Linked DNA regions of Homo sapiens: region 1 is linked to region 2. Evidence: chromatin contacts called from ENCODE POLR2A ChIA-PET data. All regions are on one chromosome and are shown on one strand. Each heading gives the region's core, a stretch centred on a gene start or an enhancer-like site at or near the end of the contact. The rest is flanking DNA. Distances are from core to core; before and after follow the strand shown.

Region 1 (6,727 bases), core at 1,702-4,201, 890 kb after region 2:
GTGCCAAGTATTGTGCCAGATTACCAAATTCCTAATCTTAGGTTACCAAATGACCTACTTCGGGAAAACATTGAACCAGGAGCCTGTATAACTAACTTACAGTTCTGGCAACTGCTAGAACTTCCCAGTGAAGTCATTATACCAGTCATGAGATCTGCCTTCTAGCTCAATCTGCGATCAACATGTATGATTCAGGAGGAGCTGCTGGTTGGTGAAACAAATTCAGAATCACTGTTAGGCTAACAAAAACGAAAATCCATACTTTATATAATAAAATAAACGTTTTATAAACTACCTCCCAAGTCGTTCAAAATCACTTCCAAAATTATCTTAAACTGTTTATTTCTATCTCCTGCTTATTCACATCAGTAGACAGTAGATCCCGGTTTTAGTTAATTTAACTGAAAGCTGTCTAGGTGTTAACTCATATACCAGCTCATTTGTCGACATAGCTTCTCAACGTTATGCTCAGGTATGTTGAAATTTAGTAATTAGCGACCTTTCTAAGAGATGTTTACTTAATTGTATTAATACACACATTTCTAGACTACTTCTTACATTATGAAGGTTGGTATCACGTGAAAAACAGCCAATTTCATGTTTACTTCCACCCCACCCCCGTGACTGTGCCAGGCACCAGGATCCAAACACATCTGCCTTACTCACCTTCCTTGGGTTATCTCCTTGCAGGACGAGTGGCCACACCCAGGGTGTAGGGAAACCCGTTGCTTGGTCCTAGCTGGTTAACCTCACCCTTGCACAACAAGCACGTCAATGGGAGCAGGATCAGCTACTTTCTTGTAGGTGAATTCCCGTTTTTGAAGTGGGGTTTCGGCTCCCTAATCTGCACTTTTTTTTTTCCTACCAGTTTGGAGAAACAGCTGGGAAGAACTGGATTTGCAGGTATTGCTGGAGCCAGAGCGAAGCCCGGCCACTGTCACCATGGGCTCCAGCCTCGCCTCTCTGGGCCTGGTGGTGAGCGGCTTCAGCAACAGGTTTCCGGTCCCCGCAGAGGGTCCCACTCTGAACTCCCGATTTACAGACTGTTCTCGGGCCGTGATGAGGATTAAGACAATGCAACTAAGAGCACTCTGACTACAGAAGCATGATTTAAAGCTCCACAACCCTGCAATAACCACGAAGAAAAATAAAAAGCGGCTAGTCCGCCAGGCACGGTGGTTCATGCCTGTAATCCTAGCACTTTGGGAGCCCGAGGCAGGCGGATCTCCTGAGCCCAAGAGTTCAGTAACAGCCTGGGTAACATAGCAAGACTCTGATCTAACAACAAAAAAAAATTAGACCAGGAACAGTGGCTCACATCTGTAATCCCAGCACTTTGGGAGGCCGAGGCAGGCAGATCACCTGAGGTCAGGAGTTCGAGACCAGCCTGACCAACGTGGTGAAACCCCATCTGTACTAAAAAATACAAAAATTAGCCAGGCATGGTGACACGCACCTGTAATCCCAGCTACTCAGGAAGCTGAGGCAGGAGAATCGCTTGAACCAGGGAGGTGGAGGTTGCAGTGAGCCACATCACGCCACTGGCCTTCAGCCTGGGTGACAGAGTGAGACTCCGTCTCAAAAAATAAATACAAAATTAAAAAGCCAGGCGTGGTCCACGGTCCCAGCCACTTGGGAGGCTGAGGTGGCAGGATAACTTGAGCCCTGGAGGTCAAGGCTGCAGTGAACGGTGATCACACCACTGCACACCAGCCTGGGGACACAGCCAGACTTTGTCACAAAAAAGCAAAAACAACTGGCCAGTGTATGAGGGGCTCGTGTTTTTTGTTTGTCTGTTTGTTGAGACAGAGTCTCACTCTGTCGCCAGACTGGAATGCAGTGGCACATTCTCGGCCCACTGCAATCTCTGCCTCCTAGGTTCAAGCAATTATCTGCCTCAGCCTCCCAAGTAGCTGGGATTACAGGCGCCCGCCACCACGCCCGGCTAATTTTTTTGTATTTTTAGTAGAGACGGGGTTTCACCACCTTGGCCAGGCTGGTCTTGAACCCCTGACCTCATGATCCACCCGCCTCGGCCTCCCAAAGTGCTGGGATTACAGGCGTGAGCCTCCGCGCCCGGCCAGGGGCGCGCGTTTTTAAAACATGGGAGAGGGAATTGTGCTTCACAATCACCATCAGGTGTCTCGATATCGGGTGCCACGCCGTCCCGCTTCTGAGGCGCGGCGGCCCACTTTGGCAGGCCGAGGCGGGTGGATTACCTGAGGTCAGGAGTTCGAGACCAGCCTGACAAACATGGTGAAACCCCCGTCTCTACTAAAAATACAAAAAATTAGCCGGACGTGGTGGCGCATGCCTGTAATCCCAGCTACTTGGGAGGCTGAGGCAGGAGAATCGCTTGAACCCGGGAGGCGGAGGTTGCGATGAGCCGAGATCGCGCCATTGCACTCCAGCCTGGGAAACAAGAGCGAAACTCCGTCTCAAGAAAAAAAAGGAAAGACCCCCCCTCCTTCTCCCGCCGGAAATACCCTCTTTCAGGACGGCGCGCCTGTGCGGCGCACGCGCGCTCAGTTACTTAGCAACCTCGGCGCTAAGCCACCCCAGGTGGAGCCCAGCAACAACAGAGCCACCGCGTCCCCCACCAATCAGCGCCGACCTCGCCTTCGCAGGCCTAACCAATCAGTGCCGGCGCTGCAAGGAAGTTTCCAGAGCTTTCGAGGAAGGTTTCTTCAACTCAAATTCATCCGCCTGATAATTTTCTTATATTTTCCTAAAGAAGGAAGAGAAGCGCATAGAGGAGAAGGGAAATAATTTTTTAGGAGCCTTTCTTACGGCTATGAGGAATTTGGGGCTCAGTTGAAAAGCCTAAACTGCCTCTCGGGAGGTTGGGCGCGGCGAACTACTTTCAGCGGCGCACGGAGACGGCGTCTACGTGAGGGGTGATAAGTGACGCAACACTCGTTGCATAAATTTGCGCTCCGCCAGCCCGGAGCATTTAGGGGCGGTTGGCTTTGTTGGGTGAGCTTGTTTGTGTCCCTGTGGGTGGACGTGGTTGGTGATTGGCAGGATCCTGGTATCCGCTAACAGGTACTGGCCCGCAGCCGTAACGACCTTGGGGGGGTGTGAGAGGGGGGAATGGGTGAGGTCAAGGTGGAGGCTTCTTGGGGTTGGGTGGGCCGCTGAGGGGAGGGCGTGGGGGAGGGGAGGGCGAGGTGACGCGGCGCTGGGCCTTTCCGGGACAGTGGGCCTTGTTGACCTGAGGGGGGCGAGGGCGGTTGGCGCGCGCGCGCGTTGACGGAAACTAACGGACGCCTAACCGATCGGCGATTCTGTCGAGTTTACTTCGCGGGGAAGGCGGAAAAGAGGTAGTTTGTGTGGTTTCTGGAAGCCTTTACTTTGGAATCCCAGTGTGAGAAAGGTGCCCCTTCTTGTGTTTCAATGGGATTTTTATTTCGCGAGTCTTGTGGGTTTGGTTTTGTTTTCAGTTTGCCTAACACCGTGCTTAGGTTTGAGGCAGATTGGAGTTCGGTCGGGGGAGTTTGAATATCCGGAACAGTTAGTGGGGAAAGCTGTGGACGCTTGGTAAGAGAGCGCTCTGGATTTTCCGCTGTTGACGTTGAAACCTTGAATGACGAATTTCGTATTAAGTGACTTAGCCTTGTAAAATTGAGGGGAGGCTTGCGGAATATTAACGTATTTAAGGCATTTTGAAGGAATAGTTGCTAATTTTGAAGAATATTAGGTGTAAAAGCAAGAAATACAATGATCCTGAGGTGACACGCTTATGTTTTACTTTTAAACTAGGTCAAAATGCAGATCTTCGTGAAAACCCTTACCGGCAAGACCATCACCCTTGAGGTGGAGCCCAGTGACACCATCGAAAATGTGAAGGCCAAGATCCAGGATAAGGAAGGCATTCCCCCCGACCAGCAGAGGCTCATCTTTGCAGGCAAGCAGCTGGAAGATGGCCGTACTCTTTCTGACTACAACATCCAGAAGGAGTCGACCCTGCACCTGGTCCTGCGTCTGAGAGGTGGTATGCAGATCTTCGTGAAGACCCTGACCGGCAAGACCATCACCCTGGAAGTGGAGCCCAGTGACACCATCGAAAATGTGAAGGCCAAGATCCAGGATAAAGAAGGCATCCCTCCCGACCAGCAGAGGCTCATCTTTGCAGGCAAGCAGCTGGAAGATGGCCGCACTCTTTCTGACTACAACATCCAGAAGGAGTCGACCCTGCACCTGGTCCTGCGTCTGAGAGGTGGTATGCAGATCTTCGTGAAGACCCTGACCGGCAAGACCATCACTCTGGAGGTGGAGCCCAGTGACACCATCGAAAATGTGAAGGCCAAGATCCAAGATAAAGAAGGCATCCCCCCCGACCAGCAGAGGCTCATCTTTGCAGGCAAGCAGCTGGAAGATGGCCGCACTCTTTCTGACTACAACATCCAGAAAGAGTCGACCCTGCACCTGGTCCTGCGCCTGAGGGGTGGCTGTTAATTCTTCAGTCATGGCATTCGCAGTGCCCAGTGATGGCATTACTCTGCACTATAGCCATTTGCCCCAACTTAAGTTTAGAAATTACAAGTTTCAGTAATAGCTGAACCTGTTCAAAATGTTAATAAAGGTTTCGTTGCATGGTAGCATACTTGGTGTTTTGTCATGAAATTCTCTAGTGATGTGTGGGTACGCTTAAAACTGGTGAAAATGTTTAGGGATTTAATTTTGAGATTGGTAATGTGCTCAAAGTTAAGTCACTTGACTTTGGTATACACTTGGGTGGGCTGAGGGGCAAGAGCCTTCTTTGCTGTTTAAGTCATTACAAGTTAGGATCCTGGGTAAATGGCAAACTTTCTGAAGCTCGAATTTAAAGTCTGTTGGGAGGCCGAGGCAGGCGGATCACGAGGTCAAGATATGGAGACCACCCTGGCCAACATGGTGAAACCTTGTCTCTACTAAAAGAAAAAAATTAGCTGGGCGTCGTGTCGCCTGCCTGTAGTCCCAGCTATTCGGGAGGCTGAGGCAGGAGAATCACTTGAACCTGGGAGGCAGAGGTTGCAGTGAGCCGAGATCGTGCCACTGCACCCCAGCCTGGCGACAGAGCAAGACAACATCTCAAAAAGTTGGATATGCAGGCTTTTTAAAAGATGGTCTTGCTCTGTAGTCCAGACTGGTATACAGTGGCACGATGACAGCTCACTATCATTCCTGGGCTCAAGTGATTGCAGGCATTTTCTTTACATTGAAGGAAAGCAAATGTGCCTGTTGAGACCTAATCAAGGATTGCTGGAGAAACAAAGTTTTGATTGAGGCTGCTTGAATAGTGGTAACGTAACTGCTTTCAGTTCTGCAATTAATTGGGTGACTATGAGCTGTGTGTTTATTGCTCTGTAGTGTATTACACCAAAGTGTTTAACCTGGGTGGTAGTATGGGACCATAATCTTGTCTCTTTGCTGTATATGCTTTAACTGATGAGCCAAGCAGCAGCTAATCACCGAGTATGGAAGACGACTGGCTGAGGAGAAAGATGGCTTGCAGGTACTTAATGTTGAAAACGGTATTCTGATCTAAGACAATCTTCCTGATCTTGATAAGTTAGGTGGCAAGTTAAAGTGGTTCCTCACTTTTTTTTTGGACAGTCTCTCTTGCCCCAGGCTGGAGTGCAGTGGTGCGATCTCGGCTCACTGCAACCTCCACCTCCCAGGTTCAAGCAGTTCTCCTGCCTCAGTCCCCCACATAGCTGGGACTACAGGGGCACACCAGCTAATTTTTGTATTTTCAGTAGAGTTGGGGTTTTACCATGTTGACCAAGCTGGTCTCAAACTCCTGGCCTCAAGTGATCCGCCCACCTTGACCTCTCAAAGTGCTGGGATTACAGGCATGAGCCATCACGCCCGGCCACGCTGTTGGTTCTTAATGACACAGCTTAACTTTATTGTGAAAAGATTGCAGCAACAAATGAGATTTTACCTGTATTTGTTAAAAATGCTTATCCTTGTCTAAGACTGGCAACATAAGCAGTTCTTAGGCTTCTATGCCAATGGACACTAGGCAGTAATACATGTGCAGTGCTAATAGAAAATATTGGAGTAAGGGTGTACTAAGGAAGTTCTCAATCTTTCCCCTTCACTATCTTCTGTAATGTAACTTCAATAAATGTGATTCTCATCTTGGCACAAAATTGGGAATGGTGTGGGGAGCGCTGTTTTTCCCAGGTTTATAGTAGAGAAATAATGTTTTCTGGTACTAAAACTGGCATGGTAAGTGCATACTTAGAGTAAGGACTTTAAATCACGGGCCAGTTAATCTCTAGTTAGTGGTTTGGTACGCAAGAAGTACCCATGGGTGTATTACACAAATGCAGGAATACCATATCTAGAAATACACCTTTGATATTCATAGTGTACCTGAGAATGGTTTCACGCATAATTTTAGGTAAACTGCCTTAGTCACTCTGGTTTTACGGATCTTTGCCCACAGTTCCTCGTTCATAACTTCTATAGCCCTTGTTATAGTCATGTTGTGTGTGTTAGGCCACAGGAAACTCACTTCACTTCTGCCCTTTTACCTTCACTAAGACGGGACTCTTGATCTTCCCCTACCTTTCTGTGAGTCCTAAGACCCCCATTTCAGAGAGGGTTCTGTCCTATACTCTGCGGAAAGGAATGCTGTCATCTTGAAGCCTCCCTACAAAACCAAGAGGACTGAGTTTGGATATGTGAACGTATGGAGGTTCCTGGAGGATGGCACACCCAGGCAAGGCATTAA
Region 2 (6,464 bases), core at 201-2,700:
ATTTTTTTTAAAGACAGGGTCTCGTTCTGTTGCCCAGGCTGGAGTGCAGTGGCACAATCACAGCTCACTCTAGCTAATTAGAAAAAAAAAATTGTAGAGGAGGGGGTCTCACTGTGCTGCCCACGTTGGTCTCAAAATCCTGGCCTCAAGCCATCCTCCTGCCTCAGTCTCCCAAAGCACTGACATTACAGGAGTGAACCACTGCATCCAGCCAAAAGGCTGTGTTTAAATCAGAGGACCCGGTATCTGGAATTAACCTGGCCTGGCTATGATGGTGTCATATTGAGTCTGGCATCTTCTGTTAACTTACTGGTTGGCAAAGGAGCTGTTTGGAAAATAAAAACTGCCTTCTCTGTGGGAAGAGGGTCGATCTGCTGTGGGGGTTGGGGGGAGTGGAAAGCACCTTAGATTGAGAGTCAGGAAGCTCACATTTGAGTTTTAACAATGTCACTAACATTATAAAGGTTTAGGGCAATCACCTAACTCTTCCAAAACTCTAGTTCCTTAATTCTAAAGTGGAAGAATTTTAGGGATCCTTCACAGCTCTAAGACTAAAGATCAACTTAAAAAGAATAACCCTTGGGGTATCTATTTGCAGAGAACTGTCTTTCTTTTTCCTTTTCTTTTTTTTTTTTTTTTTTTTTGAGATGGAGTCTCGCTCTATCGCCAGGCTGAAGTGTAGTTGCGCAATCTCAGCTCACTGCAAGCTCCGCCTCCCGGGTTCACGCCATTCTCCTGCCTCAGCCTCCTGAGTAGCTAGGACTACAGGTGCCCGCCACCACGCCCGGCTAATTTTTGTATTTTTAGTAGAGACAGGGTTTCACCATGTTGGCCAGGGTGATCTCGATCTCTTGACCTCGTGATCCACCCGCCTCAGCCTCCCAAAATGCTGGGATTACAGACGTGAGCCACGGTGCCGGGCCTGCAGAGAACTGTCTTTCAAAACGTTCTAGTGACCACATAGTACAGTCTCACACAGGGAGGCTCCGTGGCCTCCACCACCAGCCAGCAACGTCAGAGGGGATTGTTCACGCCCTTGCTAGTGTCTTCCAAGATGGTCCTTTGAGAGGTTTGTAGTAAGTTTGTAGAATACTGGTGAGTCGGTCAGGGACAGCTTGAGTATGATTCGCAACCCCCAAAACCACCTCCCTATGGGCAAACCGTATCCACAGAGCACATTCATAAGCCTGATTTAAAATACTCGCTCCTTGTGCCTCAGCCATTACTCTCTTTCTGTCCAGGTCTCTTATTCTGACTTAGTGGAAAATAAGGTTGTTACAGCAATGGCTCCATTCGTCCTGTGGGCAAGAAACTCATGGAGAGAATTAGTCAATTCTTCCTGGACATTCGGGAGCTTCTGGGTGGAGGGAAGACTGCGAAGCAGAAACAAACAGAAATCCTAGAGAGGCAGTCATCTGAGCATTCGTCACAGGGGCACTCCTAGGATCCACCCTCAGAAGCCGTGAAAGGCCCATTGATCTGGCTGGGGCAGGGAGTGGCCCTGAGCTGGTGACATCTCAGGCGAGGAAAGGCACAGATGTCTGTGCTGGCTGTGATAAGAGGCTTCTCAGGAAATCTGAGTCACCTCGGGCCGGCTCTTCGAAGCATAGAGGCCCAGCAAGCACCACAGCCTGGAGGCAAAGCTTCCTGCTAGCCCTGGGACCCTGGGACTTTGCATTTCCTGTTGGTGTCCTTTGACTTGGGCAGCCACCACCCCTGGGAAGTTTTCCAACACCCTCACTCATGCATTTTGAACCTGGTGTTCACAGCTCTTTGTCTCTGCTCATCTCGCTTTTGTTTCCTCTGGAATGTTCCAAGCCCCCTGCATCACCCCATGCCAGGAATCTGACATCCCAGAGTGGAAGCCGGCTTCATGTTACTCACCCCACCCTGTGATTTCCTGATGGAGGATCCGGAGACCTGAACTCTGGTCCAGGTTTACAGACAACTCATAATCATGGTTGAGGCCCCTTTCTAGGCCTTACTGTTCTCATACTTTTAACTGGGGATGGGGGCAGGATGGGAAACTTTTGGAAAAACAGACTTTTTAAAACTGGAATGATGCTAGACATTTATTTGCTACTACCTGCTGGCTGCTGCCTGTCATTTCATCATTACATAGAAAAGAAATGCTCCAACATTTTGTCATGCATTTACTCCTTGGTATAAGGGAAGGATTCAAGAAACGTCTTATGGAAGCAAAAATAACAGTAAATTATGCAAAGGCACTGGTTCCCTTCAGGGGCTGGAGTAAGACTGGTGAGAGTCGTGGGAAGGGAAGAAGCACAGAGAGAAGATTCCACTTCACGCATATTTTTTAGGGTTTGGCCTAAATAAAAGGACTTTCAGAGATTATAAGAGAATATTTGTGTTTAAAAAAAACACGTTAGATAAATTTAATAGAGTTAATTGAGCAAAAAATTATTCAAGAATTAGACAGACTCAGCACACCCACAGTGACTCTGGTGCATGGTCGGAGAGGATTTATAGACAGAAAAAGAAAGTGATCTACAGAAAACAGAAACAGCTAGGCTGCTTACGGCTCCGTGTCTGCCTGATTTGAACACAGTTTGAGCAGTTGATCGCCTGTGATTAGCTGACACTCAGCTGCTCTGATGGGCTGACACTGGGCTAGTGGCTACAAGCCTCGGTTACAGTCTCTGTACACATCCAGTTAGGTTATCATCTGCACAGCGGAATGTTTAGGTGGAACTTAAAATATGTAAGGAGGCAGCTTGGGCTAAACTTGTTAACATTTGCTAGAGAAAAAAAAAAACATCTGGGAGTCAACCAATCCATCTTTGATTTCTCAACTATGGAGACCACCACCTTGAGCATCTTCTCTAAGGTCCCGTAGCCAGGAGTAATACCTGGTATCTTGACTTCATAGCCCATGACATTGGACAAGCCTCTCAACCTCTCAGGTCTCAATTTCCTCAATTGTCAAACAAGGATGACAGTAGGATTGTGGGGAACTAATGAGTATATTTACTCGATTTTGAAACAGTAGGTGTGCAATAGATGTTACATTGCCATCATCATCATCGTCATCATCATCATCGTCATCATCGTCATCATCATCATCATCATCTCACTATCACTACAGCTGCTGTTCCTGCCACCCAGGTCTCCCAGCAGCAGGTTGTCCCCTAGAACCACACCCAAACCATCCTCCTAACCAATGCTGTGCACCCTTCAGTAAGACTTTTCAAAAATGGACATAAAACAAAATAGTTCTTAAATGAGCCTACTTCTATTTTTCACATCCCCATTTCCCCAAGACGTACCTGTGCTCCAGATGGAAAACCATCAATTACAATCCTGCTCCTTCTGCGGCAGGGCAATGGGGAGTCACCCAAAGGAGCAGCGATGCTCAAGCCCCCCACAGAAGGACCCCCAGACTCCCAAAGAGAAATGGACGTGAACGTGGGTGAAGTCTTGGGCTGATCAGAGAGCAAGCAGGGCCAAGGGACATGAAGACAGGTGTGTTCTTAGAGACTGGTCACAGGAAGGAGCAGACTACCTGCCCCCTGCCCCCTAGTCCAAGCCTGGTTCTAGGTTAGAAGCGAATCAGCTGGAAGAGGAACAGCTGCTGAACAGAAAGCACAGCCTTGTGCCCTCCCAGAGAGCAAGGCATGGCATGCACAGCCTGCCCCAGGCTGCTGCCAGGGCCACCGCGGGGGGTCAGCTTCCATTGCTGAGCTGTGCTACGCCCTGGGAGCACCAATCTTTGTCAAAAGAATGGATTTGTGCAGCTAAACCCCACAGGGCCTGGCCATTGTGGACCTGTCTGTCTGCATTTCAACTCTGGGCTTCACTCTTTGGTGAATGTGAATCTCCAGCGGCACAGGCAGCCAGAACAGAAACGCCACGCAGTCTCACCCTGTCATGCCAAGAGCTTTGTCCGCTTTGGGACAGAGCCCTGTGCTGGGAGTCCATTGGGGAGACTCACAGGGATCCAGAAACCTGCTCCTGCCCTCAGGGAGCCTGCTGTGTAGCCTGGAGAAGGAACTCATAGGCATTTGCAGTACTGTCTATCTTGGGGTCTGTCATTCTCATCTAAATTAATGTTAACAGCACTAACTTAGCCTTTCTTACATGGGTGTGAAAACCACCAACATTCCTGGTATTAGGAGGTGGGCCTTCAGGAGGTCATTGGGTCATGAGGCTGGAGCTTGATGAAGGGGATTAGTGCCCTTATAAGGGGATAAAGAGACCAGAGCAAGTGTGCTTGCTCACTCCCCTTCTCTCCCTCCCTCCCTCTCTCTCCCATCCTCCTGCTCTCTCTCCCCTACTCCTCCCTTTCTCCCTCACCCACCCCCTCTTCCTCTTTTCCTTCCTCTCTCCCTCCCTCTCTCCCTCCCCCTCTCCCTCTCTCTCTCCCTCTCTTCCTCTTTCCCTCCCTCCCTTCCTCTCTCTCTCCCTCCCTCCCTTCCTTTCTCACTCCCTCTTCTCTCCCTCCCTCCTCTCTCTCTCCCTCCCTTCCTCTCTCTCTCTCCCTCTGCAGATGCCTGGCCATCTGCAAGCCAGGCAGAGGGCCTTCACCAGACACTGATCTCTGCCTTCCCATCTTTCAGAACTGCAAGAAATGAATGTCTGTTGTTTAACCCACATCTTGTTACAGCAGCCCACACTGGGCAAGATAGTGCTATCCAAAGAAAAGGTAACAAGTCCAATTATTCACTACATTTTCACATATTTGAAAAGCGTATGCAAACAGTGTGTTCCCAGTAGTCCTTTTTTTTTTTTTTTCTGGAGACAGAGTCTCGCTCACGCCTGTAATCCCAGCACTTTGGGAGGCTGAGGAGGGCGGATCACGAGGTCAGGAGATCGAGACCATTCTGGCTAACATGTTGAAACCCCATCTCTACTAAAAATACAGAGTGGTGGTGGGCGCCTGTAGTCCCAGCTACTCGGGAGGCTGAGGCAGGAGAATGGCGTGAACCCAGGAGGCGGAGCTTGCAGTGAGCCGAGATCATGCCACTGCACTCCAGCCTGGGCAACAGAGCAAGACTCCGTCTCCAAAAAAAAAAAAAAAAGAAAAGAAAAGAAAAGAAAAGAAAGAAATTATATTAAACCACTCCCTGGGAAGTCAATTAATTTTCTGTAGAACAAGTGCAAAATAATACTTACCAAGAAAAAAGCTCATTAATTTGGTCACTAAGAGAAGAAACCAAAATATAGACACATCTTCTAAATTATACCCAAGTAGCAAAAACAGTACACACTGTTTGTAAGATGCTGGAAAAAGAGACTCCATGATAAATGTTGAGCTTAGCATAAAGCAGTTGGCTTTTATTCTAATTTATTAATAGGCAAATTCCTTTATCAGATGATATTGTTGGATACTATAATATCAGTAATACCACGTATAAGAGCACTTACTACTGACAGTGACTGCAGATGTTTTCATCTGTAATTTGTCTAAGCCAGTGCTTCTCAACAGGGGTCAATTTTGCCCCCCAGGGGACATCTGGCTAAATCTAGAAGTATTTTTCATTGTTACAGCTGAGGAGGAAGAGGGACAAGAGAGTGCTACTGGTGTCTGTGTGTCAAAGCCAGGAAATCTGCTAAAATCCTACAGTGAAAAAGCCAACCCCCAAAAAGAATTTTCTGACCCAAAATGTCAGTGGTGCTGAAGTTGAGAAACTCTGATCTCAACCACTAATACACAGAACATGAACCAGCTGTATGAGGAGAGACAGAGGAGGGGATGGGGGGGGTGGAGGAGAGGAGGAGGGAAAATGATAAATGAAGGTCTTGAAGACTTTTTGTTCTTTTAAAATTGATGCTGTAGAAGAAGAGATGTTGTTGTAGCTAAGATAATGATTACTTTCTGATTCATGAAGCTCAGAAGGCATCTTGCCCTCCATATGATGAAAAGCTAGATATTGGTACAGCCTGCTTGATTAGCAGAGGTTAGGCCAACAACTGACTGTCGAAATAAATCATGAAAACTGGGGATATGGTCACATTGTGGTCACTGAAAGTTCATCTTTTAAACTTCTCTTGCGAAGAAATGAGCCCAAGTTCACGATTCTCCTTTCCCACTCAGAAGAATGCAGTCACTCAAAGGGAAAAGTACTTACTTGGGGTTTTGAAAGGAGAACTCAAGTTAATTTTTTTTTCTTGATGAAAGCTATGTCAGGAAAGGCCATTTTTACCACTTCAAGTTAGCTTAACGTGGGTGATATATCACATTGATATTTTGAAGATGGATTTTTCAAGGCAAAAGCAACATTCCCACTGGGAGGGAATGGAGTTCAGAGGTGGGCTTGCTGCCATTTGGGGGCTCTCTTATCCACCTCCTAACTTCGTGCTTTGTAGTTAACCTTGTGAGAGAGAGCAGGGGGCAGGAGGCCTTCTAACAAAGCTTAACTGTGTTAAAATAATTAATTGGGAGGCTATCAGGCTGAGGCAGCTGCAGCATCTTGGGTTCCTACGTAAGCAAATCAGAACCCAAC

Evidence for each region. ChIA-PET counts read pairs that join two places held with the same protein, here RNA polymerase II (POLR2A).
Region 1: POLR2A ChIA-PET joins it to region 2 with 20 read pairs in BJ. The contact joins the promoter of UBB here to the enhancer-like site in region 2. POLR2A ChIA-PET finds 5 or more read pairs at or near these places in 2 of 52 experiments (BJ and endothelial cell of umbilical vein).

Annotation. Positions count from the first base shown.
Region 1 is chr17:16,378,140-16,384,866 of GRCh38, forward strand. It overlaps UBB (ubiquitin B), which reads left to right and starts at 2,952. Exons shown (of 2, transcript NM_018955.4): 1 at 2,952-3,045; 2 at 3,763-4,601. The coding sequence starts at 3,769. The coding sequence ends at 4,458. LOC124903937 (a long non-coding RNA gene) reads right to left here and starts at 1,207. Exons shown (of 2, transcript XR_007065643.1): 1 at 667-1,207; 2 at 1-204. RefSeq lists an enhancer at 2,652-2,931.
Region 2 is chr17:15,489,326-15,495,789 of GRCh38, forward strand. The region is part of intron 4 of TVP23C-CDRT4 (TVP23C-CDRT4 readthrough); the gene reads right to left. Among named protein-coding and RNA genes, the nearest start is that of CDRT3, 22 kb to the left of the region's middle. RefSeq lists enhancers at 1,021-2,220, 1,510-1,804. Within about 2 kb of position 1,451, at least 21 of the 41 ENCODE cell types and tissues checked have a DNase peak (open chromatin) inside an H3K27ac peak, as active enhancers do; they include endothelial cell of umbilical vein, where a contact is called at or near this core.